2 separate regions of the Homo sapiens genome follow, and region 2 is linked to region 1. Evidence: chromatin contacts called from ENCODE Hi-C or POLR2A ChIA-PET data. All regions are on one chromosome and are shown on one strand. The core of a region is the stretch at or near the end of the contact, and the rest is flanking DNA. Distances in the headings are between cores, read along the strand shown. Region 1 holds the start of CAPN7 (calpain 7). Region 2 overlaps COLQ (collagen like tail subunit of asymmetric acetylcholinesterase).

Region 1 (2,603 bases), core at 1-2,500:
CACATTAGATATATTTAAGTAGTGGAGTTGACTCATTCAACATTTTAAAATATTTGTTGAACACCTGCTCTGGAACAAGGCTTGCGCTCAACGCTGGGATCAAAGTGGTAAAGACAGGAAGCATCCCTGCTTCAGCTATAAAACTGTAGTTGCTACCTTTGAGAGCCATCTTTGGGCCAGGCACAAAATCAAATTCTGTGTGTCTTTATAACAGCCTGATGAGACCGTTGTTATTAAGAACTTCACTAAATGTGAAGAAATACACTTAAACTAAGAAATTAGAGTCCCATTTTAAATGCAGGCCAAATGACTGAAAAAAAATTTAGAGTATAATTAAAAAATTAAAAGTACACACTTAAAATGTAGTTTGATAAGTTTTGACAAACGTATATATTTTTACACCACCATTGAGATATAAAACATTCTCATCATCCGAAAAGATTCCTTTGTATCCCCTTCCCAACCACTGATCTGCTTTCTAACATCGTAGTGTTTTCTAGTGTTTCTTATAGATGGAATTATACATTATGTACTCAATTCTTACTTCTTTGACTCAGCATGAATTTGGTGGTGCCCATCACTAATTCATTTTTATTACTGCTGACTTCAGACCTTTAGGGGAGAGAAGACATAAATCAAATAATCACCTAATTAAGTATTTAATTACAACAGCATCAAGTTAACCTAAGGGTAAGTACAAGTGGAAATACATTACCTTGTTTGTTAACAATTCAATCAATACGACCTTGGTGTACAGTGGGGGGCTATAGGGTCATGATTCAGCTTGTGGAAAACAAATGAAAATAAATGTTAGCGAAGAGTGACTCTAAAGAACCTCTGTCCTCACGGTAATTTTTTTAATGTGTCAGATGCTGGTGGGAGGCATTCTTCCTTAGCTCTTTACTCCCATCCCTTACACTTAACAGAGGAAAGGATCTGTAAGGCGCGTACCCCTCTACTGCCCACTGTCGACGAAAACAGCCTCGCCCTGCACCGCCACCGCCACGCATAAGGCGGTGTGTGGGCAGCTCGGACGTGGCACCTGCCCTCAGCTGCTCAATCCCGGGCGCCGCGACGGTCACGTGCACAGCGGCAGGCCTTTTTGCCCCGCCCCCGCGGCCCGGCTCCTGCGTGGGCCCGGCCCCGCCCACAGCCCGCGCAGTCCCGCGAGCCTGGCCTCGGCGGCCCCAGCTTCTAAGGAGCTCGTGAGGGCCAGGCTGCGCCTGCGTCGGGCGGCTGGTGGGCGGGGCGAGGGCCGCTGGGGCCGCGAAGTGGGGCGGCCGGGTGGGCTACAAGCCGGGTCTGGGCTGAGGGGCGCGGCTTCGCGGTGGACCCCAGCCCGGCAACGGGAAGGCGAGCTCTCCTCCACCGTCCAAAGTAAACTTTGCCGCTCCTTCCGCGGCGCTCCCGAGTCCTCGCCGCCGCCGGGCCGCCGCAGTCCGCGAAGAGCCGTCCTGCGTCAGGGCCTCCTTCCCTGCCCCGGCGCGGGGCCACTGCGCCATGGACGCCACAGCACTGGAGCGGGACGCTGTGCAGTTCGCCCGTCTGGCGGTTCAGCGCGACCACGAAGGCCGCTACTCCGAGGCGGTGTTTTATTACAAGGTAGGGCCGGGCCCGGCGCTTCGGTCGGAGTTGCTCAGTCGGAGTGCGGCCCGGGCCTGCGGCCGAGGGGCGGGATCCGGGTGCGGAGGCTAGCGGCCCCGGCTTTGCTTTTCCCTCGTCCGCCTCCCGGCCCTCCTCTTGTTGGGAGCGGCAAGCCCGAGTGCAGAGGCCGACGCTGAGGCTGCGGGGAGGCTGGGTCGCGGCTTGCAGCCGCCGCTCCTCCACCTGTAGTCCTGACTGGCAAATGCCCACCGTTGAGCCGCTTTGGGGGGCAGGTGTTAGATATGGGTAGTTAGTAGCCAATTCTTGCTGTCACTTGACTCTGATTTACAGCTAGCGGGAAATGGCCTGTGATATATATCAAAATAATGCATGCTCGTTAAATAAACTTAAAAAGAATAAAAACCATCTCCTGTCATAGCATTTGACATACAGTCATGCGTCCTTAGCGATGTGATATTTTCTGAGAAATGTGTTCTTAGGCCATTTTGTTGTTGTGCGAACACCGTAGAAAGCGCTTACACAAGCCTGAATGGTACAGCCTGTTCCACACCTAAGCTGTATGGCATGGCCTGTTGCTCCTAGGTTACAGGCCTGCGCAGCGTGTTGCTGTACTCAGTGGTGTGTGCAGTTACATGCAGTGGTAAGTATTTGTGCATCTAAACATAGAAAAGGTACAGTAAACATGCAGCATAAAAGATAAAAAAAAAATACTACACCAGTGTGGGGCACTTACCCACAAAAGGAGCTTGCAGGACTGGAAGTTGCTCTGAGTTGGTGAGTAGTGGTGAGTGAATGTGAAGGCCTGGGACATTCACTGCTCTACTCTTGTAGACTTTATAAGCAGTGTACCCTTAGGCTACGCTAAATTTTTTTAATCTTTCTTCAGTAATAAACTAACCTTAGCTTACGGTAACCCTTTTACTTTATAAACTTCTAAATTTTCTTAACTTTTTAACTCTTTTGTAATAGCTTAAAACGAACTTATTGTGCAGTTACAC
Region 2 (2,603 bases), core at 1-2,500, 300 kb after region 1:
CTTACCAACGCCCAGAATCACGTCTTTCCAATCAAACCCAATGACTGTTCATCTCTGGGTTTCAGTTTCCTGGTTTGTAAACTCCCATGAGTAAACAATCTCTGATTATCCCGACCACAGAGAGGGTTCAATCAGGTGTGCTGGTGGTCTTCAATCAAACATGGATTTACCTCCCCTATTCTATTCTTCAAAGAGGGTGACAAATCTGCAACTCACTTGAAATCCATCAATAAAAAAGATTAATAAACAGATATATGATAGAGTAATTACAGCAAAATGATAGCCAGTGCAGAATCGCTGCGGTTCGTGTATTGGTTTTCTAGGGCTGGGGTAACAAAGTACCACAGACTGAATGGCTTAAACAACAGAGACTTGTTTCTCATAGACCTTGAGGCTGGAAGGCCAAAACCAAGGTGTGGCTGGTTTGTTTTCTCCTGAGGCCTCTCTCTTTGGCTTGGGCATGGCCACCTGCTTGCCATGTCCTCACATGGCCTCTCTTCGGAACACATCCTTCGTGTCTCTTTGTGTGTTCAGATTTCCTCTTCTTATAAGAACACCAGTCAAGTTGGATTAATGCCCACCCTAATGGCCTTATCTTAACTTAATCACTTTTATAAAGACCTCATCTCCAAATATAGTCACATTCTGGCTGGGCATGGTGGCTCATGCCTATAATCCCAGCGCTTTGGGAGGCCGAGGCAGGTAGATCACTTGAGGTGAGGAGTTGGAGACCAGCCTGGCCAACATGGTGAAACCCCTTCTCTACTAAAAAATACAAAAATTAGCCAGGTGTGGTGGTGGGTGCCTGTAATCCCAGCTACTTGGGAGGCTGAGGCAGGAGAGTCGTTTGAACCCGGAAACTGAAGGTTGCGGTGAGCCGAGATTGCACCACTGCACTCCAGCCTGGGCAATAGAGCGAGACTCCGTCTCAAAAAACAAAACCAAAACCAAAACCAAAAGAAATACAGTCACATTCTAAGGTACTGGGTATTACTGGGGCTTCAACATGAATTTGGGGGAGACACAATTCAGCCCCAAACAGTGGACATATTGGTGTTCCCTGAACAATTATCTTTACTTTCTCTGAATGTTTGAAATTATTCCTAATTTTAAAAAGAATACCATTAAAAAATTTTAGATAGTCAACAGAGAACCAGAAGATATGTTCACAAGGATTAGGGTTGGGAGTAGGTCAGCCCAACTCCCTTGTTGGCAAATGTCTAGGGGCCCCTGGAGCTGCACAGAGCTAAGGCACCAGTGCCACCTGGAGGAACCTGAAGCCGCTCATTGAGAGGCCTTGAGCAGGTCATTGAATCACTGCAAACCATATAAGAAGTTATTCTCTTCTGTCTCCCACCCCTAACCCACAGAGATGTCTTGAGGAGGAAAAGTCTATCCTCACTACAAGGATGAAAGAAAATCAGTCATCTCGTGTCGGTCATTATTTTATATAAGTCATATATCAAAAATACCTCCTTTGCACACACAGAGTCAAGGAAACAAATCCATCCCCCTTTCCCTGACAAGAGAATTATTTTGGACCTTATCTAAAGAAAGGCATCTGCTTTTTGAGTTCAAGTTCTAATTTGACCAAATGGCATGTGGTAAGTAGAGAGGAAGGCGGAGACAATGCTATTAGGAGCCAAGGGAACATAAAGAAACCTCTCCATGGCTGGCTGCGCCTTGACTCTGAATTTGATTACAGCAGCCAACATAAATCAGCCGGTGCTATTAAATCTTCTGCCAGTGCTTGACAGGGGAGGACAAGTTTGTAGAATTATTCGGGAGATCTGGCCATAGGTCAGAGACAAAACCTTCCAGCTGCATCGGGCCCAAAGGGTGGGTTATTTCCAACACCTGCTGACAACTGTGACTGCGTGGAAAGACCCTGTGCTTCCAGCCACTACGTTTCCATGCCTTCATTTTTCCATGGTGACAGTTTAGCTCTATAGGCACTTGTAATTCAAAACCACCTGGCTCACTTATTCCTTTCCCTAGATCCATCCCTGCACCCCCCATCCCACCTCCAGGATCTATTGTCCAAGGGTCCACAACAGGTGGGGAGGAGGGAGGCTGGGTTCCTGGGAGTCCCATGGCTGCCCACTGGCACAGACTGGCTTCTCTACCCATTGGTCTCAAAGTCACTAAAACCCTTGGATTCCAGAAATTGGGGAGCCTAGGGTTGATCCCTTTGGACTCAGTTGAGCACTAGCACTTATCAACTGAGCAAGTTGGCAAGATAAACCTTAGGCTTTTTGCAGCACTATAATCCTGTGATTCTACCAATCTGGAAACTCTCTGAGATCTCAATTCTCCTTGCTGCTTTGGATCTAAGGACTTTTAAAGACAAAAAATTCCATCTTGTGCTCCAGATGAAAGGTAGTATTTTGTACAGATGGTGTTTTGTTTAATTGTTTAGAATAGGTATTACATGCATGTGATTCAAAATTCAAAACATACAAACAAGTATACATTAAAATTCTTTCTCCTACCCCTCTCCCTCAGCTACCCAGTTCCAATTATTTATTACCAACCATTACTTAGTTTTCTATGTATACTTCTGGGAATATTTTGTGCATATACAAGCAAATAGGTAGGTATAA

The links. A loop is a pair of places that touch in the nucleus more often than their neighbours do. ChIA-PET counts read pairs that join two places held with the same protein, here RNA polymerase II (POLR2A). Pooled maps may share reads with other maps.
Region 2: a map with no recorded cell type shows a loop between it and region 1 (6-fold over the local background). The contact joins the enhancer-like site here to the promoter of CAPN7 in region 1. A Hi-C loop is called at or near these places in 1 of 168 maps with a recorded cell type or tissue (gastrocnemius medialis), 3 of 37 single-sample maps with no recorded cell type and 5 of 50 pooled maps. POLR2A ChIA-PET finds 5 or more read pairs at or near these places in 1 of 52 experiments (OCI-LY7).

Annotation. Positions count from the first base shown.
Region 1 is chr3:15,204,996-15,207,598 of GRCh38, forward strand. CAPN7 (calpain 7) reads left to right here and starts at 1,251. Exons shown (of 21, transcript NM_014296.3): 1 at 1,251-1,602. The coding sequence starts at 1,501. It also overlaps the pseudogene COL6A4P1. RefSeq lists a silencer at 957-1,476.
Region 2 is chr3:15,503,930-15,506,532 of GRCh38, forward strand. The region is part of intron 1 of COLQ (collagen like tail subunit of asymmetric acetylcholinesterase); the gene reads right to left. Among named protein-coding and RNA genes, the nearest start is that of MIR4270, 8.9 kb to the left of the region's middle. Within about 2 kb of position 1,251, at least 2 of the 41 ENCODE cell types and tissues checked have a DNase peak (open chromatin) inside an H3K27ac peak, as active enhancers do; they include gastrocnemius medialis, where a contact is called at or near this core.